2 separate regions of the Homo sapiens genome follow, and region 1 is linked to region 2. Evidence: read pairs that join two places in POLR2A ChIA-PET (ENCODE). Cell type or tissue: Panc1. All regions are shown on one strand. Links, peaks and the distances in the headings refer to the core of each region. The heading gives the core; the rest is flanking DNA. Region 1 has its middle 26 kb from the start of ZNF875. Region 2 overlaps SIPA1L3 (signal induced proliferation associated 1 like 3).

Evidence for each region. Peaks named below come from ENCODE experiments on the same cell type or tissue, not always from the same donor. Only the 100,000 strongest peaks of a DNase experiment are listed, where the experiment ranks them.
Region 1: POLR2A ChIA-PET joins it to region 2 with 9 read pairs; 1 of 35 experiments calls an interaction of 5 or more read pairs at or near these places.

Annotation. Positions count from the first base shown.
Region 1 is chr19:37,301,202-37,316,404 of GRCh38, reverse strand. It overlaps a transcript of ZNF875 not described here. Among named protein-coding and RNA genes, the nearest start is that of ZNF875, 26 kb to the left of the region's middle. In Panc1, for the core only: no CTCF peak of the experiment used is centred there; DNase peaks (open chromatin) are centred at 3,274 and 3,751; H3K4me3 peaks cover 1,585 bases; H3K27ac peaks cover 528 bases.
Region 2 is chr19:38,073,370-38,088,572 of GRCh38, reverse strand. It overlaps SIPA1L3 (signal induced proliferation associated 1 like 3), which reads right to left. Exons shown (of 22, transcript NM_015073.3): 3 at 5,474-7,317. The coding sequence starts at 7,007. Among named protein-coding and RNA genes, the nearest start is that of SNORD152, 82 kb to the left of the region's middle. RefSeq lists enhancers at 6,574-7,127, 13,639-14,138. In Panc1, for the core only: no CTCF peak of the experiment used is centred there; a DNase peak (open chromatin) is centred at 8,352.

The DNA.
Region 1 (15,203 bases), core at 1,745-4,244, 770 kb after region 2:
GGATCGAAACTCCGTCTCAAAAAAATAAATAAACAAATAAATAAATATAAAGGAAATGGACAAAGGAAACACAAATGCATGAAATCAAACAAATGCTTTCTCTGACGGACTCCGTCTTTGCAAAACTGAACCTAGGACAATGTGCACGTTTCTACCTAGCAATTCCGGAGGACAGAGCGGGCAGGGAGGTGAACTTGCTTTTCTGTAATTTAATTGACTTGTCAGTAAAGTCAGTGTTTTGCAGGCATTTTCAGTGTTCTGTAGTGGGCTTTAGTTCCGATCACAGTGTGGCAGGCCAGGTTTCCATTAGCAACCAGAACAGTTTCCACTAACCCTTTACTATAATTTTGATGAATGCATAAGTTAAACGTTGAAGAAATGGAGAAACTGGTGCCTGAGTATCAGGGATGGAATGCGAAAACGAACCCATTAAGACCCTGCCTTGGTCTTCTCAGATCCTAAAGTCTGATCGAATAATAATAGCATTCTTACACATTCACCTCAGCCTGTCTTAAGATTCAGAAACTTTCCAAGACTCTAGAGAAATCTTTCCAGACCCTAGGCCCTAGTTAAAGATTAGATGTTGATTGAATGCAACACTTCTGCTTGTAGGTGCAGTCCCACACATACCGTGGACCTTAAGATGTCTATAAACACTAGAAAAAAACTTGTAACTTTGAGTTGGTCTGGTGAGTTACTTGGCCCTTCTCCATGTAATCGGTTGCAGAAATAAACTTTCTTCTTTCCCAGTCTGTCTGCATCCTATTGGAGAATCGCGACGGACTGACTCAGCAAACTCCTCTTTTGTGTGGTTATCTGGGACTCCTTTGGGAGGGAACATTTTAAATTTTCCATTTCAAAGGGTTCCATTGGCACTCTTGCACTGTTATTCTCTGCCTACCCTGAGACTTGAGTTCTCCTGGACTCGAATCTCCAGCCACAGAGTCCAGAAGCCCATACCTCCACATTCTGTGACTGTTCCCAAACACAGGGAGAATTTGCAGAAAATATGTATAAAAACCTTGCCATTCTTCGCAATAAAACCCCACATTACAAACTGGTGAAAACGGAGGATTTTAGCTTGAACAGGTTTTTCCTCTATTTGAAATCAATCATTTCCCTTTTACAATTTTGGAGTGAAGTTTCAAAATCAGTACGCACCCACTCCCAGGTTTATCCTTATGTAAAGTGCCCCCTCTGCACATGCAACATTTAATAAACCTTGAAAATATGATGCTAAGTGAAAGAAGCCAGTCACAAAAGACCACATGTTGTGTAATTCCATTTAAATAAAATATCCAAAATAGACCAATACATAGAAACAGAAAGTAGATTAGTGGTGGCCCGGGGTTAGGGGAGTTGGGGGGAACTGGAGGGATATGGGGTTTACTTCAAGGTAATGAAAATGATCTAAAACTTACTGTGGTGCTGTTTGCACAACTGTGCAAATATACTGAAAACCGTTGAATTTTACACTTTCAATGGGTGGCTTCTGTGATATGTTATTAATATTTCTCAATAAAACTTCAAAAAAAAATAGTGCCTATGTCTTTTTATGTATTATTCCTCCAGAGTCTAGTCCACATTTTTATACTTGATGAATAAATTAAGATTTTGTTTATTCTACTTCTTCTTCTTTTTTTTTTTTTTTTTTGAGACAGAGTCTCCCTCTGTTGCCCAGACTGGAGTGCAGTGGCACGATCTCAGCTCGCTGCAACCTCCAGGCTAATTTTTATATTTTTAGTAGAGACAGTGTTTCACCATGTTGGCTAGAATGCTCTCGAACTTCTGACCTCAAGTGAGTCCCCCACCTTTTCCTCCCAAAGTTCTGAGATTGCAGGCATGAGCCACCATACCCAGTCCAAGATTGAGTTTCCGTTGTTTCAGATGCCCTAGGACCATCTTATTCTACCTTAATTTCTGATGCATCATCTCAGTGGAAATTTTCCATTAGATGCCAAAGTATTTTACTCTTTTTAAGATTTTATCAGCTGGGTGCAGTGGCTCACACCTGTAATCTCAACACTTTGGGAGGCCAAGGTGGGAGTATCATTTGAGCCCAGGAGTTTGAGACCTGTCTCTGCAACATAGTGAGACCCACATATCTATAAAAAAAATAATAATAATTAGGTGGGCGTATTGGTGCATGCCTGTGGTCTCAGCTACTAGGTAGGTTAACGTGGGAGGATCTCTTGAGCCCAAGAGGTCGAGGCTGTGGTGGCCATGATTATACCACGGCACTCCATCGTGGGTGAAAGAGGGAGACCATGTCTAAAAAAAATTTTTTTTAATTAGAATTTTTTTTAGAAAACAAAGCATACACTTCGTGACTTGATATAAATGAATGACTTTTGTAATCTACAGAAACCAAAATAAATAAATAAATAAATAAAAACCCACATCCATTCTTTTTATGCGAGTCTTTGGTGTCTCTGAGTTATAAGAATTGTGAATTATGATCAATAACAAATATGTATGACAAGGACTCAATAAGGGATAGGCATTAATAAATTGCAATTCACACTGCCTGGAGTAAGGCCTTTAAAGATGTACAAGAAAAAGAAAGAAAATGAAAAGGCATTGAAAAACTGCATTGCCTACCAAAATGCTAAAGTTTACCTAAGTCCATTAATCAACACACACACACACACACACACACAATGGATGTGTAAAATGGTCAACACAGTCTCCCATGAGTGTATTCTCTTATCAATAGGTCTGTGGGGGTAAGAGATGAGGTTCTATACATCCTGGAATCGGGGATGGGAAATCTGAGGTCCCTGGGGTGACAGGGGAGGGTCTGTAGATTAGTGATAGGTGGTCTTTGGGATAGTGATGAGGTCCATGGAATCAATGATTGTAGGTATGTAGGGTCAGTGATGAGGGAATCTGGTGTGAGTAATGGGATGTGTGTGGAATCAGTGAGAGAGTGTGGAATCAATCTGTGAAAGCCCAGAACTGTGGTGTCATCTCTCAGGGTGACACATCCTGATCTGTGTGTCAGTGGTGGAGATTCTATGGGGTAAGAGTGTGGCTGTCAAGTCCCTGCCACTGTGTGTTCTGGGTCCCGCCAAGTGCACAGATTCCTTTACCTGGTTCTGGCTGGAGAGGCTCTTCTCAAGGACTCCTCTCGTGAAAGGTGGGTTGGTGGTGGTGTTTGTTGTTGTTGTTGTTGTTGTTGTTGTTGTTTCGCGGGGGGCGGGGTTGTCTTTTTCTTTTGGCTTTGGTTTTGACTCTTAGAGACCACAGACACATGCAGCATGTCAGAAGAAATTTTTGTCTGGGCAGTCGCTAGGTCCTTTGGGCCAAGCCATCTAATGGGAGAGAAGCTGACCATTCCCTCAGCGCGGTTCAGATCTAGACGGTCGCTTTTAGGTGTCCACACGGTGGTGTGCAAGTGGGTTGTGGCTTTGAGGGGCAGGTGGGCGGGAAGAAACAACTAAGAAAGACACAGGAGCGCTCCTCAGGCTGGATTTGTCACAGCCGGAAGAAAAGCCGCCCTAACCAACCCGTCAGGCGCCAATGGGAGGTGCCTCCGGGCTGTGAGAGGCTGGCGGAGGCGGGACCTGCAGATCCAGAGAGCCCGGGCACAGAGCCTGTTACTGCCAGACGCTGAGGCGTTGCCGTGGGAACCAAGGGCCTTTCGGGTCAGATCAGAGCCTTTCTCAGACAATTCTTTCGGTAACTGGCGAGGTCCTGTCCAGCGCACGCCCCTATGAAGGCCTAGTGTGCCGTCTGCCGCGGAGTCTTCTTTGGTCTTGTTTCTTACATCCCTGCGCTAATCTCGCCGTCTGCTCCTACATACCCCAGGCATTTGCCGCATGCTGGTCCTTTCTTTCCTGACAGGCGGGCCGTCTCTCCAGCTTCTGGGAGGACAGTTCAAATTATGGAGGAGGGGGCAGGTGCAGGGCAGCAGTGCTGAGGGGAGTAGGGGGGAGTTGGGGGAGCAGGGGCTCATTTTTCTTTGTTGCTCGGATTCCTAAGCCTGTGACTTTGAGAATCGGCTTCTTCCTTGCAAGGTTTCAATCTGAGGCTACTGGGGAAAGGGCAAAATTGGAGCTGGATGGAAGCGTGGTGGGGAGAGGAGTAGGTGTAGGGAACATGGAGAATGTGTCAGGCAGTGTCTTTATTCCTGGCACCTTACTTTGCCTGCTGGAGTTTCCCAGTCTGTTCCAGGCGCATTCTCTCGACCCAGAAGGGGCCTGATGGGGGATGTTGGTCGCCAGTGTGTGCTCCCCTGGACTGGATTGGAATTGGTCCCACAAACTATTTTTTTTGTTTGTTTTTTAGAGGGAGTCTCGCTCTGTCACCCAGGCTTGAGTGCAGTGGCGCGATCTCTGCCACAGTTATCAGTTCAGGGATAAAGATATTAGGATACCTTTATAGTAGATAAAGAGCTAACTCATTCTTTGTAAGAGTTAAATTATCTTCCATTATACGAGCATTTAGGATATTAAAGTACTTTTGCCACCAAAAATAATGCTTCTGTAAATATTCTTTTACTTATATCTTTATGAGTTTTTACTTCTGCTGGGACAAATTGCATGAGGAAACAAATGTATGGGTATATAAATATAACATATGTATATATATTTAATATGTGTATATACAACTTAATATATACACATACATACAATAACATATACAAGGCAGACTTCTATTACTGGCCAAGATGAGATAAGCACATTTCAGCATCTCTCTCACCGATTTCTACTTAACACCCCAGAGTGAATACAAAAAGAAACCACCTGAAGACTCAGAAATACAAATAATAGCAGGCAGATGTGAAGGGAGTTAAAAACGTGAAGAATGGACGTGATGACCACAGGTTTGCTGGGGTATTTTCCCCCTTTATCTTCTGGCTTTGGAAGGAAGGAAGTCTCAGAGCTGTGTGATAGGTTCAGGGAGCAAAAATTATGAGAGAAACGCTTTCCTTCCAGCCAGAGGAGTCCAAAAGAGGACCCGGTGTAACAGAGTAATAAAAAGGATATTGCATCCTTTTTTTGCAATAAAAAGGATATTACAAAGGTTTTCGATGAAGAAATACCTAGGGCAAAATATGTGGGAAGTGGCATTGGGCTTCAATGCTCTCTCCCCAGCACATCATCCTCCAGGAACCCCCACGTGTTCAGCAATCTGGAAGCTCTCTGAACCCAGTCCTTTTGGATTTTCATGGAGGCTTCATTACATAGGCATGATTGATGACATCATTGGCCATTGTCAGTCAACTCAACCTTAAGCTGCTGTCCCCTCCCCGGAGGTCAAGGGGTGGGGCTGAAAATTCCAACCCTCATATCACATCCCTTGGCCATCCAGGAGCCCACCAAGAAGTCCCCTCATTAGAACATAAGATGTTCCTATCAGCCAGGAAATCCCAAGGGATTTGAGAACTCTGTCAGGAACTAGGGTCAAAGACCAGATATTAGAACAGATGATCCTCCTAGTACCCAAGGGTTTTAAGGAGCTCTAGACCAGGAGCTAGGGGCAGAGACAAATATATGTATATTTCTTGTTATTTTATATTCTCAACTCCCCAAGGTTATCCATTTTAAAAGTCTGGTAAGTTTCCTTTACCTCTCTCCTTGCTCAGACATGCACACACACATATACTGAGTGACTTTTGTTCCCTTTTGCCTTTACTAGAATTATATGTAATTTTTTTTTAGCTTGTGTTTCTAGGGAAGACCTTATGGATGTCCTTCCAAATTAGTGCTTGCTGATTTGAGTAGTACTTGGAAGGAGGTAATTTTTTTTTAAATTCAAGCTCTTTATTATGGATACTTCCAGCATTATATGTGCAGAGAGCCTAGTACAGTGAACCCAGCCTTAACAAGTAACACATGGCCAGTTTTGCTTCATCTCCATTTACACTCAATTATTTTAGAGAAAATTCTAGACATTTCATCTATAAATATTTCAGTATGAAATATAGTTCTTTTAAGAACTTTTCTTAAAACTCTTTTTCTTATAGTTCTTTTAAGAACTTTTCCTGACCTCAGATGATCTGCCCGCCGCGGCCTCCAAAGTGCTGGCATTAAAAGCTTGAGCCACTGCGCCCAGCCGGCTCTTATATGTCTTTTAATCTATTGACTTCCCTTTTTTCTTGCTATTTATATTTTGGAGAAATCAAACACTAGATCATATAGAGTTCCCACATACTGCCTTTGAGTACACCCCCATGGTACTGATTAACAAATTAGATGCTGTATATTTTCTCTAAAATATCTGGTCATTAACTAGAGCAGTGGTTCTCAACCAGTTGTGGTTTTGTTTTTTGTTTGTTTGTTTTTATTTTTACCTCTAGAAGACATTCGGCAATGTTTGGAGATATTTTTGGTCGTCACAACTGCAAGGAAGGATGGTATTGCTGCCACCTATTGGCTAGAGGCCAGGATGCTGCTAAACATCCCATACACCTTACAGGACAGCCTTCTCCAATCCCAAAGAATCATCTGGTCCAAAGTGTAAATAGTGTCAGAGTTGAGAAATTCTGCTCTAGAAGCTTGGTCAAATTCAAGTTCAATTATTTTGGCAAGGTCTGCTTGTCACTGTTTTTGTGATTAGATTTGGTAGTGGGCTTAAGTGTCATCAATGTGATTTATCCATTGTAAAGTGATTGCCTTTTGCATAATGTCATGCATTCATTCATGATCATTGCCTAGATTCGTTGTTGTTAGGAGCTGCAAAATGATCACTTTCTTATTGTGTCTCTCTTTCAGCCATTACTGGAATCCTTTTATTTCCATTACTGAAATTTCCATTACAGGAATCCTTTTATAAAAATAAAATCCCCACACATCAACTATCTGATTACTTAGAGGGATAGCATGTGTAGGAAAGGGAGGATAAATGCTTGATTCTTTCCATTCATATTCATTAGTTTTCAGAATTACGAGTTTCAGAATACTGCATTGGTTTCCTAGTCTCCAAAGGTGATTGCTGCAGATTGTATTCTCCAAAGATGGTTGCAACAATAGGCTTGTCTCATATGTTGTTCTAGAATCTTGCAATTCCCACTTTAAGGGTGGAGTCTAACTCCTCTGCCCGTGAATCTGGATTTGTTTATTGTTTGTAACCAATGCTGTGTGACTCCCAAGGCTGAGTCATAAGAGGCACTGTGGCCTTCACCTCATTAGCTGAAACTCCTGTGTTTGAAGTCTCGAGCTATCATGTAAGAAGTTCCAAGTGCTGTGAGCTGCCATGCTATGAGGAAGCCAAGTCATGTGGGGAGGCTACTAGTCTGAGTCTTTGAGTCCTCCCACTGCATGTGCCAGACATGTGTGCAAAGCAGGCTTCATAGGTTTGCAGCCCTCAGGCATCAGGTTATTCCCAGCTTTTGAATCCTCCTGGTTGAGGCCAGAGACATCAGGAGCAGAGGCACACCATCTCTTCTGTGAGCTCTCTAAATGCCTAACCCACAGAATCAGTGAGCACAGTAAAATGGTTGTCTTATACTACTAAGTTTGGAGTGGTGTGTTATACAGCATCAGTAACTGGTGAACAATGATTGATATACCCACACTTGTTTATGTCATATTACACACACACACACACACACACACACACACACTTTTTTTCTTTAGAGGTGGGGTCTTGCTGTGTTGTCCAGGCTGGTCTTGAACTCCTGGCCTCAAGTGATCCTCCTATCTCAGCCTCCCAAAATGCTGGGATTACAGACATAAGCCACTGCACCTGGCCAATACTCACATATTTTATTTTATTAAAAAAATTTTTGGCTGGGCATGATGGCTTATGCCTGTAATCTCAGCACTTTGGAAGGCCAAGTTGGGTGGATCACAAGGTCAAGAGACTGAGATCATCCTGGCCAACACCGTGAAACCCCGTCTCTACTAAAAATACAAAAATTAGCTGGGTGTGGTGGCACGTGCCTGTATTCCCAGCTACTTGGGAGGCTGAGGCAGGAGAATCGCTTGAATCTGAGAGGCAGAGGTTGCAGTGAGCCAATATGGCAGCATTGCACTCCAGCCTGGCAACAGAGTGAGACTCTATCAAAATAATAATAATAATAATAATAATAATAATAATAATAATAATACGAGCAAGAATAACCATGCCTAACAAATAAAAACTGATGGTAATACATAAGGTTACACAAATATTCAGACATATCATGATCCAAAAACCACATATCTGTTCTCTTGGCTATCCCATCCAAGTGGAGCCAAAGGCTCTGCACAGGTTTCCAAACACTAATCATAGACATGATAGCAACTGTGGTCCGCTCCCTCCTGGTTACCTGCTCACCTGAAGCAGGTAAGAGCCTGCTTGGCCTCCTAAGGAGGCACTTCTGAGGCAGGAGAATAGAAAATTAGCATAAACTAAGGGTTAAGGTGGAAGCAAAAGAACAGCAGGTGCAGCAAGTTCTAGGCCAGGTTAAGCAGCACACAGGCCACATCCTCACTCCTGTGATAACAACACAGAAGTCTCCAGTTCAGCCTCTGAGTTCAGCCATGGGCCAATCCTTCACAGTGTGTAACCAATTGGAGGCCTCGAAAGGGCACTTATTGGTGTTATCAAATTCTTTGGCTTAATAAAAACTCTAAAGAACATTGTAATCTGGGCTCTTCGGCCGCTTGCTCTAGCCGGCTCTGGCTCTGTAGAGTGGACTTTCGCTTAAATAAATCTGCGGTTTCGTTGCTTCTTTCTTCTTTCGTGGCTTCGTTCTTTTGTTGCTTCGTGTAGTTTGTTTAATGCTTTCTTCAACAAGCCAGAAACGTGGACAACTTACAGTCAAGACCTTCCATCCAGTAACAGTTCTACACTCTAGAAGTATCAGTATCGCCAAGAGATGTCAAGACATCAAGGGGTCAAGTGTGGTATAAGACCTAAGATTAAGGCTCAATATTATATGTGCCCTGACATTGGGGGGAAAACAAGGAGGCCTGAATGGATTAACTGCAAATTCCTTGCCCTGTTGTACTCCTTTGAATAAGGTGCCCTAGCCGAATCACTTCCCTCAGAGGACCGGCACATTACCTGCTTACTGCATAGTAGCGGGCGTCAGGTTCCAGCCAGCCTGCAGAATTATTCAAACAGGCCAATCACACCCTCCTTCAAGAACCAGGGGTTACCTCCCATACTCTTGCTACTACAAAGCCTCCTGGTATAGCCTCCACCTGATTACTCTGTTCCTAAGTGCAACACGGTATCCCATATGGTGTGCTGGGCCCTCCTTCCCTGGGGCGTAAATATGGGTAATTAGCAAACCAATGTTCATCTCATTTATCCAGTGTTAGCTACCATGTGCTTTGCAATAATCTGCACTTCCTTTCTAATTCTTGAGAGACATCCGGGTCCTCTGCTCCTGGGTGGAGGATTTTTAGGATTTCTGCCACTCAGAATGGGCAGGTGACTTGAACGCCTGCGGGTCTGACACAGCACCAAACCTCGCCAAGGCCTTCAGAAACTAAAAGTGCAGCCGCCAGGAAAATGACTGCCGGTTCCGGTCACACGACCGGCTACACGACCCAGGCAGAGACCGAGAAAGAGGCTCACCAAAAAGGACGACGTGCAAGAAACCGCCCTCCAGCGAACAGGGGACGTTCGTCCGAAGACATACATGCACACCCCCATTCACACACACAGCCCCAGCAATTTTTTTTCAGGAGCTGCAGCCTGACCCAGAGTAGAGCGCAGTCAGCCTTGCCAAAGCGCATGCGCGAATCATCAGCGGATGCTCAAGTCACAGAGACCGCCACCGCTGCCTGGAGATGAGTCCTTGAACGCTTCGCGAAGGAGGAGCCTTCTGTGGCAGCACGTCGAACTCCGGGCTAAGGCCAGTCCTCGCCACGGGGTCGACAGGATGGTATCCGGAGGCCAGGATTCGCGGAGGGTCGACCAGGAGGAAGAAACCTCAGGAGGAGCGCCTGGGAAGCACCGCAGGATTCCAGGCTCAGGCCTGCGCGAACGGTGTGCCAGTGAGTTTCCCCAAAAGTCGTGCCTTTGCGATCTCGAGGACAGGTCTGCTTGTATGCCCAAGGGCTGCTCTCTCACCCCAGGGTCGTTGTCGCGGAAAGCAGAACCCTGAGGCTTCAGGGGCTGCCTGGGGATGAATGTTACTGTGCCACTGCAGTATGTCTGGGTTCTGTCTCTTTCTTTCTCTTGTTTCTCTCTGTCTCCTTTCTCTATCAATCTCTACCTGTTTCCGTCTGTGTGTGCTCGTGTGCGTGTGTGTTTGGATGCATATGCGCTGAAGGGCAGTTTCTTGTACGGCCTTTCTTCTGGTGAGCCTCTCCCCGCGTCTCTGCCTGGGTCATCTGGCCGGTTATCATTCGTTTTCCCGGTGGTTCCAGTTTGGGTTCGTGACGGCCTGGACAACGTGGGGAGTTGCGTCGGACCCGCAGGGGATTAAATCGGCTCCCCATCGTGAGCGGGCTCATTGCTAGTATCAAGACGACCACACTCCAGCAAAGGACAAAATTCTCACAGAAGCTCAATATCCACCTGCATGAGAGGTGCCCACCGACCTCAAAGAAGATGGGTCTCACTCCTCTCGCCGTATGCCCTCATTGAGATATCTAGACACTGCTGGAAACAAGGAAAGAAAAGAACGCCAGGTAGGAGATGTAGCAAGCATCTCTGCACTCGAATACTGGTCTTCTTGGCCAAATCACCGGTTTGGCACTCCTCCACACATGCCCAAGGTGGTGGCATTGTGCTGTATGGAGCCTGGGCTCTGGCCTCTGCTCTGTCCTCCCTCTTGCTCTGTCTGCCCTGTTTCTGAGAAGCCTAGAGGCTTCTTTGGCTGAATGTCTTCAACAAAGAAGACTTCTCAGTCCATCAGGGAGAAACTTCGTGAGGATGGGTTTCATGATTGTTTCCCTCTCCAAACTTATTTCTGGATGATTGGGCAGGAAGCCCGGAGCTCTGGGCTTCCATACCTGCCTGGGACAAGGAAGCTCCTTTGGTATCCATGTCACAAGTGATGGCTGCCTGACTGGTATAGGAAGAGCAGGAGGCGAAGGTGGCTGGCCTATTACCTTCTAGGAAATGTGGTGTTGTATCACACCTGCCTTTCCTCTCTGATTCTTCAAGGCCATCTGGCTCCTCTGCTCCTGGGGAAAGTGCCTTGAGGCACTGAATCTTCTGGCTGCCACGGATGTCAGGAAGCAAAAGGGACAGGGTTTTGCTGGGTGCAGGAGAGGCAGCATCAGTGGTACCTACCCAGTGGCGGCGTGAAGGTGAGGTGTATTTTGTCGAAACCTCTCGGCTCCTCTGGCAGGCGTCCCTGAATGTGGCTTGGACTCGGGCACAGGCCCTGTCTCGCAGGTTTTCCGGTGTGCTAGGCTTTTCCTCAGCTTTGTGCAGGAGGTCTCCAGTGGTCCGCGGGCGCATCCCGGGACACCACTGTCCGTCTCAGCATCTCTCCATACGGCCTCGGAGACACAAGCTCACTCCATCTGCTCTTGGGGGATACCAGTGCCACCTGTGGTCCCACTGGCTCCCCCTCGGACTCGCCTCTGTCTCTCTCTGCACATGTCAAGCAAAGCAGTGTAGGGATTCCGGACCCCCTGGGCCTTAAAGATTAAAGCAGGCCACGGTTTCACCAAAGAAAGAGGGAGCCAGTGGACTCACTGGTCGGTGTAATTTCAGTAGACACCACATCTTGGGGCCCATGGGATCTTTCTGTGCCCCAGCGAGACCTTTCCCACCTCACTACATCGTAACGCCATTACTGATCACCGGGTCGGATCCATAATCAGATCCGAAGAGGACTCCGGAGAGGCCAGCCGGCGCCCTGAAGCTACTCCGCCACTGGGAATTGAAGCAGAAGACAGATCAAGGAGGTCTTGAACACGGGAATCCTATGGGTCCGACCCTGGGTCTCCCACAGGAACCTCTCCCATTCCTCACCCCACACGATACCTCCAACACTGCTGCGGCCGTCGACACCCCACTCCCAGCAGCAGCAGCGTCGGCGCCATTTTGCAAAGGATCCGCGACCTTAGTCTCCGGAGTAACAAGGGGGGCGGGGGAGTCGGCCTCGCCAGTGCGCATGCGCGAGGTCCGAGCCGCCGCTTTGGTCACAGGGACCGCCACAGTTGCCCCGGGATGGGTCCCTGAGACCTGGGAAAGTAGGAGCTCTGTGGGATAGTGCGTCAGAGTCGGGGTTCAGACCAGTCCTGGCCAGGGAAGTTAACACCGCGGTCTCCGGAGCCCGGGATTCGCGGAAGGTACACCACCAGGAAAAAACAACAGCAGCAAGAAATCTCAGACAGATCGCCGGGGAGGCAGCGCGGGAATCCAGCCTCAGGAGTGCGCGGACGGTGTGCCGGTGAGTCTCCCCAAAAGTGGTGCCCTTGTGATGTCGAGGACAGGTCTGCCTGTGTGCCCTTGGGGCTGCTCTCTCACCGGTGGGTGGTAGTCACGGAGAGCAGAACCCGGCAGCTTCAGGGGCTGCCTGGAGGTGGCTGTTAACTGCTGTAGGTCTCTATGCCTTACGGGCGTGTGTGTGTGTGTGTGTGTATGTGTGCGCGCGCCTACGTGTCTGTCTGCCCACTTCTATCGCTCTCTTACGTCTCTCTCCCTTCTCGCTCTTTCCCTCGCTCTCTCTTTCTGTCATTGTCCATCTGTCTGTGCGTCACTCTTGGCACACATGTGCCCTGTACGCCGCATGCTGGGTTTCTTGCATGTCAGCCTTTCTTCTGGTCAGTCTTTTTCTGGTCAGCTTCTCCCTGCCTCTCTGCCTGGGTCGTGTGGCCAGTTGGCAGTCGTCGTCCCGGCGGTTCCAGTTTGGGGGTCTGTGAAGGCCTGAGCAACGTCGCCATCGGCGTCGGACCCGCAGGGGTTTTCATCCCCTCCCCATCCGGAGCAGCCTCTTTGCTAGGCTGGATCCAGACGAGCGCTCCCCAACCAAGGACAACGGCCTCCCAGGCGCTCATTGTCCACCCGCAGGAGGGTGCCCGCAGAGCTTCAAGAAGGTGGTTGTCACGCCTGTCGCCCTCTGCCCTCATCGAGAAATGTAGCCACAGCTCGACGCAGGGACGGAGAAGGAAGCCGGCAAGGGGATGGGGCGGCAAGCATGTCTGTCTCTCAAAGGCTGGCCTTCCTGGCCGAGTCACCCGTTTGACAGTCCTCCCCGGATGCCGGTGGTGGTGGCATGGTCCCCCCGTATCCTGCCTGTGCTCTGGCCTCTGCTCTGACCTCCCTCTTGCTGTGTCTGCCCCGTCTCTGAGAAGCCTGGCGGCTTCTTAGTGTGGCTCAGTGTCTTCCACAAAGAAGACTTCCCCGTCCATCAGGGAGAAACCTCGTGGCGGTCCGCGTCATGATTGTTTCCCTCTCCACACCTCTTTCTGGATGATTGGGCAGCTGTGGTGATCTTGGAGCTCTGGGCTTCCATACCTGTGTGGGACAGGGAAGCTCTCTCGGTCTCCATGGCCCAAGTGATGGCTGCACGCTCGGTCCAGGAAGAGGCGGAGGCAAGCCCACCGCTCCTGACATTGGCCTTCTAGGAAAGGCGGTGTTGCATCCCACCTGCACTTCCTCTCTGATTCTTGAGGGCCAACCGGTTCCTCCGCTCCTGGGGAAAGTGCCTTCTAGCACCGAATCTTTTGGCTGCCACGGATGTCAGGGAGCCAACGGGACTGGGTTTTGGCTGGGTGCAGGGGAGGTTGCGTCAGGGGTACCTAGCCGGCGGCGGGCTGGGGGTGGGGTGTACTTTGTCCAAACGTCTCGGCTCCTCTGGCGGGCCTCCCTGAACGTGGCGTGGACTCGCGCACAGGCCCTGTCTCGCAGGTTTTCAGGTGCGCTTGGCTTTTCCTCCGCTTTGTGGGGCAGGTCTCCAGTGGCCCCCCGGGCGCACGCCTGGACATCACTGTCCGTCTCGTCGTCGCCCCCTACGGCCTCAAAGACACACGCGGCCTGCATGTGCTCTTGGGGGACGACAGTGCCACATGTGGACACACTGGCACCAGCTCGGACTCGCCTCTGTCTCTCTTTGCCCGTGTCGCCGGAAGCCGCGTCGGGATGCCGGAGCCCTCGGGCCTTGGAGATGAAGGCAGGCCCCTGCTCCTGCCAGGAGGGAGGGAGGCAGTGGGCTCATGGGTCGGTGCCTTTGCAGCCGACAGCACGCCTTGCGGCCCTGGGGATCTTTCTGTGCCCCGGCGAGACCCTTTCGGCCTCACTGCATTGGAACCCCATTCCCGATCACCCGGTTGGATCCATCATCGGACCCCAAGAGGAGTCCGCGCAGCCCAGCCGGCATCCCGAAGCTCCTCCTTCAGCGGGAACCGAAGCAGAAGAGCGATCAAGGAGGTCCTCACCACAGGACTCCTATGAGTCCGACCCTGGGTCTGCCGCAGGCCCCTCTGGCAGTCCTCTTCCCACCCGCCGCCTCGGGCTGCGCCGCCACCGCCGCCGCCGCAACCTCCAGCACCGCCGCCCCAGGCCCCGCAGCCGCCGCGTCGCCGCCATTTTTTAAAGGGTCCGCAGCCTGACTCTGCGGAGTAAGGGGGGGTGGAGCGGGGGAGTCGGCCTCGCCAGTGCGCATGCGCGAGGCCCAAGCCGCCGCTTGGGTCACAGTGAAAGCCACCGTTGCCCGGGGATGGGTCCCTGACACTTGGCGAAGTAGGAGCCCTGTGTGATCGTGCGTCTGAGTCTGGGCTGAGACCAGTCCTGGTCAGGGCAGTTACCAGGACGGTTTCCGGAGGCCGGGATTCGCGGAGGGTCCACCAGCAGGAAGAAACGCCAGGAGGAAGAAAACTCAGACAGATCGCCGGCGAGGCAGCGCGGCATCCCAGCCTCAGGCGTGCGCGGACGGTGTGCGGGTGAGTCTCCCCAAAAGTGGAGCCCTTGTGATGACGAGCACAGGTCCGCCTGTGTGCCCGTGGGCTGCTCTCTCACCGGTGGCTCTTAGTCGCGGAGAGCAGAACCCGGCAGCTTCAGGGGCTGCCTGCGGGTGGGTGTTCCCTGCTGTACGTGTGTGTTCGTTATGGGTGTGTGTGTGTGTGTTGGGGGGGTGCGTCTGTGTGTGTGTCTGTGTGTGTGCGCGCGCAGTGCGTGTCTGTGTGCCGACTTCTGACTCTCTCTCACCTCTCTCTCTCTCTCTCTCTCTCTCTCTCTCTCTCTCTCTCTCTCTCTCTCCCTTCTCGCTGTTTCCGTCGCCCTCTCTGTCTGTCTCTGTCCGTCTGTGTGTGCGTGCGCCTTGGGACACATGTGCCCTGTGCGCCGGAGGGTGGGTTTCT
Region 2 (15,203 bases), core at 7,378-9,877:
ACCCCCAGTGGAGACACTGTAAGAGGCAAAAGCCCACCTTACTGTACCACCTGCCAAGCCACAGAACTTTTCTGAGCCTCAGCGCTCTCATCTGAGAAAACAGGACCTTGATGCCACCCACAATTCAGAGAGTGGATGTGAAGGCAAAAATGAAGCTACAAATATGAAACACTTAGTACAGTGCATGGCATGCCATCAACCCAGCATCACTGCGATTAATCCCGTGTTTGCAAATGGTCCACTTGGTTTAACTGCGGATTAGCCCTTGTGAAACTGTTAAGAAAGATTCTAGAGAGCCTCCTCACACCTGGGCTCTGCCCCTTAATAGATGTCTGGCCCCAGCCAAGTCGCTAGATAGCATTTTCAGCCGTAAAGTTAAAGGTGGACCCAGCCTTCAGCACCGTGCCAGGCACATAGTACGCACATGATGAGTGTTGGCAATGACCATCCCCAGTTGTTGGTGCCTGTCAGGGACCACGATAGGGGCCCCTAGGCATCACCTTTATCTCACCATGTTTCTTTACCTAGGTAACTTCAACACTGCTTTTTTTCTTTTTTTTTCTTTTTGAGACTGTTGTCCAGACTGGAGGGCATTGGCGCGATCTCGGCTCACTGCAAGCTCCACCTCCCGGGTTCACTCCATTCTCCTGCCTCAGCCTCCCGAGTAGCTGGGACTACAGGCGCCCGCCACCGCGCCTGGCTAATTTCTTATATTTTTAGCAGAGACGGGGTTTCACCATGTTAGCCATGATGGTCCCGATCTCCTGACCTTGTGATCTGCCCACCTCGGCCTCCCAAAGTGCTGGGATTACAGGCGTGAGCCACCGTGCCCGGCCAACACTGCTGTTTTTTCCCTTAGGGTAACAGAGGCTTTAGCCAGGCATGGGACACACCTCCTGCTCCCTCGTCTACCTGACAGCTGCCTCCTCTTTTTTTCTAAAACATGCTACTATCTTATAACCCTTCCAGGCAAATAGTTCTTCCTGATGTATAACCCAAGTATCTCATGCTTGTGTGGGTATCCGCCAGCGGTCTGTCTTGATCCAAGTCCACAAAGTTAGCATCTACCCACCACCGGAAATTGTACTGGTACACTGAATGTTTAACTGATGGTTCTGGTTCTCATGAGATGCTCTTGGCAAATCAAAGGCTAGTCTAAGGGCAAAATACTGTGTGGTAATTAATGACCCCGATCAGAACAGCATCTGCAGGGGGTTCAACAATCTCCAGCTGATCAGAGAATGGAATAAACATTGTACTCTACAGATCACAAATACCAGCTTATTCCTGAAGCAGCTACAGGGGTTGTTGCTTTTTCCATCAATGCATATCTAGCTCCTTGCGAATCCTAGCATATAGTAGGCACTCAATAAACACTGACCAATGACTTATTTACTAGCTTTGACAAAGATTCTTTGCTTGGCCAAACTTTAGTCAGGCTTTGGAATCTTCTCCTAGGCCCATCTGTGCACCTCCTTGTAAAATCCAGTTTTAACAAAGAACCCTGCGCTAAGTCAGTTTAGCAAGAACCCTGCCCCCCAACCTTATCCTCAATATCTGGACATCTTCAACACCTGATCAAGCTCTTCATCTTCCACCATCCAAAGGTGATGTCTGATCATCCTGGCGTGTCATCAGCAACATTAGGTTGGTTTAGCCAGAATCTTCCTTACCTCTGACATTTCTTCTTAATAGTTTCTTCCATGCACTGATCCCCACCTTGCTTCTTGGCTATAAATTCCTACTTGACTACGCTGTATTCAGAGTTAAGCCCAATCTCTCTTCCCTACTGCCAGACTCCGCTGCAGTGGTCCCTATGCCTGCTGTGATGGTTCTGAATACATTCTTTACTGTGCTTTAACAAATATTATTGAAGAGTTTTTGTTTTTTGAGACAGGGTATTGCTGTGTCACTCAGGCTGGAGTGCAGTGGTGCAATCATGGCTCACTGCAACCTCTGCCTCTAGGGCTGAAGCGATCCTCCCATCTCAGCCTCCACAACAGTTGGGACTACAGACATGCACCACCACACCTGGCTAAATTTTTAACCTTTTTTTGAGGTCTCACTATGTTGCCCAGGCTGGTCTCTAACTCCTGGGGCAAGTAATCATCCTACCTCGGCCTCCGAAAGTGGTGGAATTACACTTTCAGGGAGCCCTTGTGCTTGGCCAGAACGTTTTTTTCTTTAACAGCTTTCAGGGCTACAAAGAAATTTTTAAAAAGAAAACGGCTTTTTTTTTTAAAGCTCCAGGATGAGTACTTCCTACCTGCCTAACAAAGAACTAAGTATTTTAATGTATAATCTTATTTGATCTTTATTTGATCCACATTCCTTTCATGTACGTATTTGTACGTGTAGGTTGAAAAGAATGTGTTCTTTGTTGGTTAGGTACAAAGTTAATACATATACAGTGTAAAATCAAGTTTTCATTAGGTTATCTAAATCCTCTAAATCCTTATTTTTCAGCTACTAGATTCTGTCAACTTCAGAGAGATAATCTGTGCACTTCTCCCGCTATGGTTGTGAGTTTTTCTACTTCTCCCCGTAGCGTTTTTTTTTTGTTTTGTTTTGGTTGAGGGGACAGAGTCTCACTCTGTCGCCCAGGCTGGATTGTGATGGTGCGATCTCGGCTCACTGCAACCTCTGCCTTCCAGCTTCAAGCGATTCTCCGGCCTCAGCCTCCCAAGTAGCTGGGATTACAGGCACCCGCCACCACGCCCAGCTAATTTTTGTATTTTTTAGTGGAGACAGGGTCTCACCATGCTGGCCAGGCTGGTCTTAAACTCCTGACCCCACGTGATCTGCCCGCCTCGGGCCTCCCAAAGTGCGGGGATTACAGGCATGAGCCAATGCGCTCAGCCAGCCTGATCCATTTTTTAAATCTAGGTACCCCTAAACCAAGTTGCCAGGTATACGAAGGTTCACAACTACCAGAATTTCTTGGCGAACTTTAAGAAACATGAAATGGCCTCCTTAGTTCCTCTAAAAGGTGCTTTCAACCTTTACATCTATTTCATGTGATACTGACATTGCCTCATTGGCTTTTTCCTTGTAAGCAACTGTCTGGAACTTCTTTTTTTTTTTTTTTTTTTTGAGACGGAGTCTCACTCTGTTGCCCAGGCTGGAGCGCAGTGGCGCGATCTCGGCTCACTGCAAGCTCTGCCTCCCGGGTTCATGCCATTCTCCTGCCTCAGCCTCCCGAGTAGCTGGGACTACAGGCGCCCACCACCATGCCCGGCTAATTTTTTGTATTTTTAGTAGAGACAGGGTTTCACCGTGTTAGCCAGGATGGTCTCAATCTCCTGACCTTGTGATCACCCACCTTGGCCTCCCAAAGTGCTGGGATTACAAGCGTGAGCCACCGTGCCCGGCCTGGAACTTCTTTTTTATCCCTTTCTTTTCAATCTCTGTGTCATTCTGTTTGTGCATGTGATATTGATATAATCATCTTCATTTGTCACACAGTCTGAAGGGTAAAACGTATCACGTGGATCAGCTATGGAACAGATACCCCAAACCGAGGGCTGTCTGACTCCAAGTTGGAGCTCCAGTGTCCTGTGGGATGACTTAACTGACATTTGTTATGTTTGACAAGGATATTACTTTAAATATTTTTAAAAACTAGTTGCTGTGAGCTGGGCATGGTGGCTCACGCCTGTAATCCCAACTCTTTGGGAGGCCAAGGTGGGTGGATCACCTGAGGTCAGGAGTTCGAGACCAGCCTGGCCAACATGGAGAAACCCTGTCTCTACTAAAACTACAAAAATTAGCTGGGCATGATAGCGAGCGCCTGTAATCCCAGCTACTCAGGAGGCTGAGGCAGGAGAATCGCGTGAACCCAGGAGGCAGAGGCTGCAGTGAGCTGAGATCGCGCCACTGTACTCCAGCCTGGGCGAGGCGACAGAGCGAGACTGCCTCAAAAAAAAAAAAAAAAAAAGAAAAAGAAAAAAACAACAAAAAAAAACCTAGCTGCTGTGGGGTACTAGCTGCTAGTACTTCGTCTTTTTTTTTTTTTTTTTTTTTTAAGAAAAGCCCTCTATTCTTGGAAAAGAAAAACTTTGTCTAGCTAAAAACCTGCGTTTCCCAGCCTCTTTTGCACACAGGTGTGGCCACTAAGTGCAAGTAGTTGGACCGGGCTTCTGAGAAAGCTCTTTAACGCATTTATGCCGGAGGCTGCAATTTTTTGAATTTTTCCACAAGTAAAAATTCAGACCCTGGCAATGTCCTTGAGCAGTAGGCTATAACTCCCACATGCTTAGCGTTCCAATAATGAAACACTAGGCATAAGGGCATAAGGGGGTTGACTTGACAAGAGGTCTGCCTTTTTGTCCTTACCCTTTCCTCTTTTTCTCTGCCTGGAAACACAGATGTGACGCCTGGCACTCCAGCAGCCATCTTGGTGTGGAGCAGTGGGGGATCATGCCATGCACTAAGGCTGACCATACTGATGCTTAAGACTGACCATACCAGCCCTGGGCTGCTGAACTCTGGATTTCTTCACAGGAGAGTCCCTTCTATGTTGTTTAAGCCTGTTACTAGCAGTTACAAGCAATTCTCAATTTTTTTTTTTTTTTTTTTTTGAGACAGAGTCTCACTCTGTCACCCAGGCTGGAGTGCAGTGGCATGATCTCAGCCCACCGCAACATCTGCCTCCTGGGTTCAAGCGATTCTCCTACCTCAGCCTCCCAAGTAGCTGGGATTACAGCCACATGTCACCATGCCTGGCTAATTTTTTTGTATTTTTAGTAGAGATGCGGTTTCACCATGTTGGCCAAGCTGGTCTTGAACTCCTGACCTCAAGTGATCCGCCTGCCTCAGCCTCCCAAAGTGCTGGGATTACAGGCGTGAGCCACTGCGCCGGGCAGTTCCAAGACTTTTGTATTCGCTGCTCTGTTCTGGGAACAGTGTCTGCAATTTGCACATGGTGACTTCAGCTTGGTACTCAAACTGCACCTGCCTCGGAGGCCCCCTCTGACCATCCCCCACTGGGATCTGCCCCCACCCTCCGACACTCCATTTCCTTCTTCCCTGCTGTACTCTTTTCCACTGCATTTAGCAGCCTACAATCCCTTGTGTATTTTTCGTATTTATCCTGTTCTATGTTTGTGTTACCCATGAAAACATTATAAGTACTAGGAAGACAGAACATTTGTTTTAAGCTGGTTGATACTACATCCCCAGGCTCTAGAGAGTGCCTGGCACTGAGCTGTCCCCAAGTCCATATGTGCTGAGTAAATGCAGAGCTGTGTCCTGTAGCTCAAGGTTTATGGAGTGCTGCTGTGTCAGACACAGGGCTGAGGCCCGGGTGGCTCTGCTCACCGGATCCTCACAGCCCTCCAGAAGGGAGGTCTCTGTTCCCGCCACATCCTCAGTGCCAGAGCAGGGCCTGGCACAGAGTGAATGAATGAGTAGTGGGGGTCTCGGAGGCAAGCCTCGGCCCACCCAACCTTCCCACCCACACGCCATCCGTCACCTTTGCCCACGAAGTAATCCTGGTAGTAGCGGGCGCCCAGGTCCACATGCTCGATGCTGTACTGCCGGGGCCGACTCTGCGTCCGCTGCTGCTCCTTGGGAACTTCCAACACCGAGATGCTGGCGTTGGTGCGGTAGGCGCTCAGGGCGGGCTCTGCCAGGTGGCCCTCGCCGCTGCTCGGGGAGCCCACGGAAGCCCGGGAGAAGCTCACGTTGCGCTCACACTCGCCCCCGATCTCATTGCGGAAGTGCGGGCAGCTGAGCAGCAGGTCGTTGCTGTTGTCATCGCCGAGGTCCTGCTCCAAGTTCTCCTTGCAGTTTAGGTCCTCTGTGCTGGTGAAGGCCGGGTCCAGGCCTCCGAGGCTGTGGGCCCGCGAGGCCGTGAGGGAGGCCATGGCCGAGGCGGCGGAAGCGGCCGAAGCACCCGTGGTGGTGTTCCGCCGCTGCGACACCGACACCCTGTTGGCGGCCGCCTCGTTGAGGTCGAACAGCATGCTCTGCACGTCGAAGTGGGCGAAGCTCTTCTGACACACCCACGGCCTGCTGGCTTCCGGGGGGCTCCGGCCCTCGTCGGCCTCCCCCGGGGAACGCCCAGCCTCCCCCTCGGGTTTGCTGCTCCTTAGCTTCCGAAAGATGGACGAGTCCACCGTGTCCCCGCCGCCGAGGCCCCGCGCAGGTTTCTTCCGGGCCTTCTCCTTCTCCTTCGTGGGCTGCAGTGGCAGGAGGCTGTCCTTGGCGGGCTGCCCGTTGTGGGAGTCCCCCTTGGCTCCGCCGCCGCCCCCCATGAGGTGTGGGCCAGGATCTGCCCGGAGGAGCTCGGTGAGGGCCTGGCACCCTCGGGCGTCGGGCTGCTCGCTGCGGAACTCGTTCAGGATGTCGAAGAAGCTCTGCTCGGGCATGCCCTGCACGTCGATGGACGAGGTGCTCCCGTACTCGCGGAAGAGGGGCAGCGCCCCCGTGTGCCGGGCCCCCCGCGGCTCCCCCGCGTCCTCCGCGTCACACTCGCTGAGGGTGATCTCGCTGCTGCTGCGGTGCCGAAGGGGGAGGAAGGCCCTGCCGGGGGACCGGGGCCACCCGTCCTGGAACTCCACGTCTTTGGACCTTCTCCTGGAGAGTCGGTGGAAGGCTTTGGACCCTGAGGAAGCCGGGGTGCTGGTGGGGGGCTGTCCGTTCTGTATGCTCCTCATGGAATGGGCCATCTTGGTGGCCTTTGTGCCATCTGTGTCCTGGGAGGGGCTTGGGTTGCTGTGCTCTCTCAGGGCCTCCCGCTTGGGCGGCCAGTCGGCCACCCTTGCGCGCACGCCCATCTTGGGCATTGCGGGAGTGGTGGGGCTGGGGCGGGTGGTGGCGGTGGCGGTGGCGGTGGCGGTGGCCGGGCTCTCGCCAAGAGGCTGGGACATGCTGCCATTCTGGGCCCAGAATCCCAAGGGAGCGTAGTCCCCTGTGTGTGGCCCAGGGAGGACATCGCCCACCCTGGCGCCACAGCTGGCTGCCAGGTCCACACCATCGCTGGGGATGGCCCGATAGGTGGTCATAGTCCACGGGCACTGGAGTGCTGCTGGCCCCGTACGCTGTGGTGTCACTCTATGGGGTCCCCCAGCCCTCAGCCATTGTTCAGGGCAGCCAGGCCCAGGATGAAGGATGCTGGGCCCTGAAACCTGACAGGAAGGTTGTGAGCCTGTGGAGTCCAGTTCTCCACCATCGCTGTGCACAGCTGAGCCAGGACAACCTCAGGAAGCAGGTGCTGTCCTGGGGGCTCCAGACCGAGTGGCTCAGTAGCGCAGAGCAGGCAGTAGCTGTGGTCGCCCGCCAGCTGGAGGCAGCAAGGATGTTGTCCTCGCCATGCTGAAATGGAAGAAAAGGAAAATATGAGCTGCGATGGCCGTGTTACTGCTCCCAGAAAGTGGGACATGTGACTTTTCTTGACAGCCTTACTCATTTAAAAAATCTTTTTATTATGGAAATTTGCAAACATACTCAAAAGCAGAGAGGAGACTGAGTCACCCATCAGCTCCAACAACCACTAACTATTTTCCATTCCCATTTCATCTATTCACCCAGCCTTGTGACCTTCTTTGTTTCTGATAGAATGTTTTAGAGTAAACCCCAGACATCATTTTTTTTTTTTTTTGAGACAGAGTCTCGCTCTGTCACCCAGGCTGGAGTGCAGTGGCATGTGCTTGGCTCATTGCAACATCCACCTCGAAGGTTCGAATGATTCTCCTGCCTCAGCCTCCCAAGTAGCTGGAATTCCAGCATGTGCTACCATGCCCGGCTAATTTTTCTTATTTTTAGTAGAGACGGGGTTTTGTCATATTGGCCAAACTGGTCTCAAACTCCTGGCCTCAGGCAATCCCCGCCCGCCTCAGCCTCCCAAAGTGCTGGGATTACAGGCATGAACCACCATACCTGGCCAGACATCAGGTCATTTCACCCATAAATATTTTAGCTTGTATCTCTAGTACATAAGATTTAAAAAAAAAAATCACAGTAACATTATCATACTCATCTACATTAACAAGAATTCTTTAATGTCATGCACTACCCTGCCTGCATTACATTTCCCATCATTGTCTCGCAGGTGTCTTTTGTGAGCTGGTTTGTTCGAAATCATCCTCTGCTTATGCAGGTATTTTCTCAAGTCTCCTCTACTCTACAATGGCCACCTTCCTTTATTTTGATGCTCTTTACTTGTTGAAGGAAAGGGGTCACCTGTCCTGTGGATTTCCCCACTTTCAGGATCCCTGAGGTGCCACTTAACATGTTCCTCTGCCCCCTGTATTTCCTGTGAACTGGTGGCTTCATGCAGAGGCCAGACTATTGTCCACCTGCTCTGTTGTTTGCTCAGCTCAGCTACTCTGCCAGAAAGGAAGTGAAAATGACAGATGAGTCAACATGAGCACCAGTGGAGTTTGGGGAGGAAAGCTGCAGAAGGAATGTCTCTAGAAATCCATGTGGTTACTGCAGACTATGACTGGGTAAATCAGAGCCCATCACTTTTTCACTGAGATCTCCCCAGTGACTACTTACTGCATTAAAACACCATCCAAACTCCTTCCCCTGCTCCACAAGCCCCGCAGGATCTGGCTTCCATGTCTCTCCCCATCCCTGACTAAGCTCTGATCATACTGGCCTTCTTTTCTGTTCTGATGCACCAAACCTTATCCAGGACATCTGATATCCTTCCTCAGTCCTTCTTGGGGCTGGTTCCTTCCCATGATGTCAGTTCTTCCATGGGGACTTCCGGCTGGGCACGGTGGCTCACACCTGCAGTCCCAGCACTTTGGGAGGCCAAGGCGGGTGGATCACTTGAGCCCAGCAGCTCAAGACCAGCCTGGCCAACATGGCAAAACCCCATCTCTACTAAAAATACAAAAATTAGCCAGGCATGGTGGCATGTGCCTGTAGTCCCAGCTACTCAGGGGGCTGAGGTAAAAGGATCACTCGAACCCGGGAGGTTGAGATTGCATGAGCCACGATCACACCACTGCACTCCAGCCTGGGCAACAAAGCGAGATCCTATCTCAAAAAAAAAAAAAAATCCCCAAAAACAAAAACAAACACAAAAACCTTCCCAAATCACCCTATAGAGACAGAGAAGCCCGGTCTTCTGGAAGCCTTTCTTAATTACCCACTCTACTTTCTTCCAATTTTTCTTAGCAGTTGTTCGTTCTGTCTACTGGCTAGGTCCACCACTCAAATGTTGGCTCCAGAATGGCAGGGATGTCTGTGTTGTTCACTGATGCATTCCCAGTGCCTAGAACAGTTGAGACGGAGTCTCGCTCTGTTGCCCAGGCTGGAGTACAGTGGCGCGATCTCGGCTCACTGCAAGCTCCGCCTCCTGGGTTCACGCCATTCTCCTGCCTCAGCCTCCTGAGTAGCTGGGACTACAGGTGCCTGCCACCATACCTGGCTAATTTTTTTGTATTTTTAGTAGAGACAGGGTTTCACCGTGTTAGCCAGGATGGTCTCGATCTCCTGACCTCATGATCCGCCTGCCTTGGCCTCCCAAAGTGCTGGGATTACAGGCGTGAGCCATCTAGAACGTCCAGGACGTTCGTTTAGTATTATACATATGAGTGAACAGATGGCCTCTGCCTAATTGGAGGTGTAAGTACCTCCTGATTTGCAGGCCCCTGGGGAAGGGAGTCTGTGCTTCTGTCCAGCATATAAAACACCCTGCGGGGTCACTTCCCTTTGTCTCCACCTTGAACTTCTAGAAGATGAAAATCCTGCTGGAGAGGAAGGGGAAAGTGGGTCGCCGTCTGTGATGGAAGCTGTTGACTGCCCAGCAGCCGTGCCCGCTCCCTCCTGCCAACGGAACTGATTTTGCTCAGGGCAGTGGAGTGCTGCTTTGGGCCACGCACTTGGTTCAAGGTGACCTCTAACTTTTCTTTCCCTGGGAATCTAGAGCTGGATGCAGCCGTTCTTGATCAATGGCTATTGGAGCTTCCTGTGTGAGAAAGTAGCAGGCCTCTTCTGCGTGTATGTGTCTGTGTGTGTGTGTCTGTGTGTGTGTGCGTGTCTCTGTGTATGTCTGTGTGCGTGTCTGTGTGTGTGCGTGTCTGTGTGCGTCTGTGTGTGTGTGCATGTCTGTGTGCCTGTGTGTGTGTGTGCATGTCTGTGTGCCTGTGTGTGTGTGTGTGTGTGTGTGTGTGTGTGCATGTATGCGCATGTGTAGGGGGGCTTTTCCTAATTTATGCCCAGTTATGGAGCGCACTGGCAGAGATCACAAGGGAAGCTCAAAGCAGATTCAAGGAGCAAATAGCAAGGGGAGCCTGAAGCCTCTGAAAAAGTGAGCACCAGAAGAGGGCAGGTGGAGAGTGGGGAGCAAGGGGGAGCCCCTCTTCCTGGTGCCCCACGAGAACACAAACGATCCTGAAGATGTTGCCGGGAGGCAGCACAGGGATGGGCTACAGAAGAGAGAGGAAGCTGGAAAGCCCTCAGGGTCGAGTTGCCTAAGGGAGACAGGAGAGAGGCCAAGAGGAGCCTGCACTGACCTGGATGGCAGGGCATCTTCTGACAATCAAGGCTTGCGGGAGTATGGATGTCAGATCATCTGATTTTCCAACAGAAATCAGAAATCTAGAGTTGCATGTAACATTTCCCAATTGGAAAAGCAAAAATATTGGCCAGGCGCAGTGGCTCATGCCTATAACCCCAGCACTTTGGGAGGCCGAGGTAAGTGGATTGCCTGAGGTCAGGAGTTCGAGACCAGCCTGGCTAACATGGTGAAACCCCGTCTCTACTAAAAATAGAAACGTTAGCTGGGTGCGGTGGCGCACACCTGTAGTCCCAGCTACGTGGGAGGCTGAGGCAGGAGGATTGCTTGAACCTGGGAGGTGGAGGATGCAGTGAGCCGAGATTGCTCCACTGCACTCCAGCCTAGGCAACAGAGTGAGACTCCATCTCAAAAAAAAAAAAAAAAAAAAAAAAAAAGAAAAAGAAAAAGAAAAAAGAAAAAACAACAGAAACAACAACAAACTATCATGCAGAGATGATCGGAAGAATTTTCAAAAAACTAATAGTGCTTGCCTCTGTGTGTCTATCCCCACCACTCCCAGGCCCTTCCTCTGCTCCATTTTTCTCCTTAGCACTTATGAACAGGCTTACTTCTTTTTCTTATTCATTTTTATTATTATTTTTTTTAGAGACAGGGTCTTTCTCTGTTGTCAAGGCTGGAGTGCAGTGGTACAATCATAGCTCACTATAGCCTCAAACTCCAGGGCTCAAGTGATCTTCCTGCCTCAGCCTTCTGAGTAGCTAGGACTACAGATGCACGTCACCATGCCCAGCTAATTTTTAAATTTTTGGTAGAGGTGGGGTCTTAGTATGTTGCCCAGGCTGGTATCAAACTCCTGGGCTCAAGTGATCTTCCCACCTCAGCCTCCCAATGTACTGGGATTACAGGTGTGAGGCACCGTACCCAGCCTCCTCAATGACTTTCTCACTGGCATCTGGGAACTCATCTGCTGCCTCTGGTTGGCAGAAGCTGCTTCTCCTGCCATCTTGACATTTTTTAAGCCATACTCTTTCTAAAATTATCAAACCATCCTTTGCTGGCATTAAATTCCCCAGCTTGAGATCCTCCTTCTTCCTTTTGCTTTAGGTTGCCATGTAATGACTTCACTTTTTCTCGAAGCAAATTACAATCTATAGGTATGCCTTATAGCAATCCTGTACCCACATAGAAGCTGCATTTGCAACACGAGATAAAAATATATTTTGTAAACAGTGCAAGGTTTTTGTGCCTGCTGGCATACAGGCAGTGACAGCTTCATGAATTTCCTTTTCATTTTTTACGATGGTCCTCACACTGGATTCATTTATCTGGAAATGGCGGGCAACTGCAGCTGCAGATCTCCATCGATGGCACATATCAAGCAATTGCATATTTTCTTGTAATGTTATGACTTTTCTCTGCTTCTTGGGACAACTTCCAGCATCACTAGTGGCACTTTGTACGGGTCCCCTGAGGTTATTCAGGGCTTACAGTATTGCACTAAACACGATGAAAACTAGGTGAGAACCTCTAGGGATCATTTTTTACTGCGATGTGCAATTTGCTGGAGAGACAAACTGCTCATGCGGAGATGATGAGTGTCACACGGTGTTTCAAATGGATACTCACAACACTTGAGCTCACCGCAGTAGCAACAGGAGGTGGTCGCGAAACTATGACGGTAGTGCAGTGTGTACTGCAGTTAATTTCATGCAGTTATGATTTAATTCTGCATGTTTATGTTTGTTTACATTTCTCTTGGCTTGGCAGTGTGTTTGTGTGTGTGTAAGTTTTGATAAATTTTAACTTTTTAGAATGCATTTGTGTATATTTTATGGTAGCAAATGATAAAATAGAAAAATAGACTAATGTACATATATTTTATGTATTCATGACATACCTAACATTTTATTTTTATTTATTTATGTATTTACTTATTTATTATTATTATTATTTTTTGAGACAGAGCCTTGCTCTGTCGCCTAGGCTGGAGTGCAGTGGTGCGATCTCAGCTCACTGCAATCTCCGCCTCCCAGGTTACGCCATTCTCCTGCCTCAGCCTCTGGAGTGGCTGAGACTACACGCGCCCGCCACCACGGCCAGCTAATATTTTTTGTATTTTCAGTAGAGACGGGGTTTCACCATGTTAGGATGGTCTTGATCTCCTGACCTTGTGATCCGCCTACCTCGGCTTCCCAAAGTGCTGGGGTTACAGGCGTGAGCCACCGTGCCCGGCCTTAACATTTTATTTTTTAAAAAATATTTTTAGGCTATGTGGTTCACCTGCAAGATCTTTTCTTTTCTGTTTTTTTTTTCTTTGAGACAGAGTGTTGCTCTGTCACCCAGGCTGGAGTACAGTGGCACAATCTCGGCTCACTGCAATCTCTGCTTCCCAGGATCAAGTGATTCTCCTGCCTCAGCCTCCTGAGTAGCTGGGATTACAGGTGCACACCACCATGCCTGGCCAATTTTTGTATTTTTAGTAGAGACAGGGTTTTACCATGTTGGCAAGCCTAGCTCAAACTCCTGGCCTCGAGGGATCCGCCAGCCTCGGCCTCCCAAAGTGCTGGGATTACAGGCGTGAACCACCGCACCCACCCCTGCAAGTTCTTTTCAAATAGTTGCAAATCTCTTTTTTTTTCTGAGACGGAGCATCACTCTGTCACCCAGGCTGGAGTGCAGTGGCGCCATCTCAGCTCACTGCAACCTCCGCCTCCCGGGTTCAAGCGATTCTCCTGCCTCAGCCTCCTGAGTAGCTGGGATTACAGGCATGTGCCACCACGCCCAGCTAATTTTGTGTCTTTTGTAGAGACGGGTTTTCTCCGTGTTGGGCAGGCTGGTCTCGAACTCCCAACCTCAGGTGATCTGCCTACCTCGGCCTCCCAAAGTGCTAGGATTATAGGCGTGAGCCACCACGCCCAGTAAATAGTTGCAAATTTCTAAAAAATTTTCCAATATATTTATTGAAAAAAATTCATGTATACATAGATCCACGCAGTTCCAACCCATGTTGTTCAAGGGTAAAATGCACTTCCTAAGAACATTAACAATAAAAACCTCAATGAAGCCGGGCACAGTGGCTCATGCCTGTAATACCCGTACTTTGGGAGGCTGAGGAGGGAGGACTGTTTGAGCCCAGGAGTTTGACACCAGCCTGGGCATTACAGTGAAACCCCATCTCTACAAAAAATTTTAAAACTTAGCCAGGCGTGGTGGCGTATGCCTGTAGTTCCAGCTATTTGGGAGGCCAAGGCTGCAGTGGGCTGTGATTGTGCCACTGCACTCCAGCCCAAGTGATAGAGCAAGACTCTATCTCAAAAATCAAACAACAACAACAACAAAACACCACATACACACACACAATGAGGGTAAACAAAATAAGTATGTGTGGGTCACACTTCAGCAGGGGTTGCTGGTTTGCCAGAGAAAAGTGCAATTATTTTATCTATGGTGTTTATTGTCTCCACTCTAAACTGTCAGTTACAGAATGGCAAGACTGTTTGCTTGAGAGCCTGAACCCTGCCCCACAGTCCGCTGTGCTGGGCACCAGATCCCAGGTCAAGCTGGGATGATGGCCCGCCTGAGGGCGCTGCCTGTCCTCAGCAGCCCAGCCTGTGTTGTGGCTCTGCCTTCAGAGTGCAGAGTGCGGAGGGAGGATTAGTCCTTTGAGGCCACACTTAAGGCTGGGTTGGGAAAACCAGTGGCCCAGATGCGACCCTGACTTGCTTATGCAAGCACCTCCCGACAGATGGGCTTTGCTGATGGCATTTGTTTCCAGCTCAGTCAGAAACCCTCAATCCATTCTGCTCCCTTCTGTGCACACACACAGATGTTCTTGCAGGCCTTCGTCTCTCTGAACAAATCCCTTCTCCTAGCAGCTGCAGTCGAGTCTTCCTGTGACATTCAGAGGCTGAGTGGCACCCGCAGCCTCTGGGACTCAGAGGGTGCACACTGGTCTCTTTCCAGCTGTCTTCTACCGAGCTCCTCCTCCCTAAAAGCACTTGGACCTTCCCGATGGGGAACCCCCGTGATGAGAGAAGCACAGCATAGGCAGGAACCAGACTGCCTCCTGGGCTCAATCCTCGTGTGTCATGGACGGGTTATGGAAATAGTGACTCAGTTTCAATCTGTAAAATGGGTATAATACCACCTGCTCTTACTACAGTTCTGTTGTGTATCTTTGGCAGAAGTGCTTCCCCTTTCCCCCCACAGAAGCACAGTTGGAGTGGGCACAGGACGTGGGCTTGGTCGGCCCAGGGTCCTCTCCTAGGACTCCGTGCGAGGTTTCTAAGAGCATGTGAGGCTGGAAAGTGTCCTTGCAGGGGCAGGCACAGTGGACCTGGCTTCTCCTGTGCAGTGACTTTTGCTGGGGACCCCTGGTTTCTTCCCTCCAGGGCTTCCTTGGCTCCCTCCCTGTTTTCTAAGATTGCTCCTCTGGCCTCGTGTTCATTCTGTACATCCTCAGTGAATTGTGATTCGGCCACAGACTGCCAAGCGTGGCTTCTGCTGCTGGCATCAGAGGACCCCGAGTGACACACGGTGCTGTGTGAAGGAGGGCAGCTGGGGAACTGTATATGGGGAAAACTAGGGCAGCCTGGGAGACAGCAGCAAAATGAGGAGTGAGTGGCAGTGGGAGACAGTCAGTTGGGATGTGTTTGGCTGCGAGTAACGGAAGACTATCCAACGGTGCTTTGCACGGTGAAGACATTTAGTCATCTCATGTCACCAG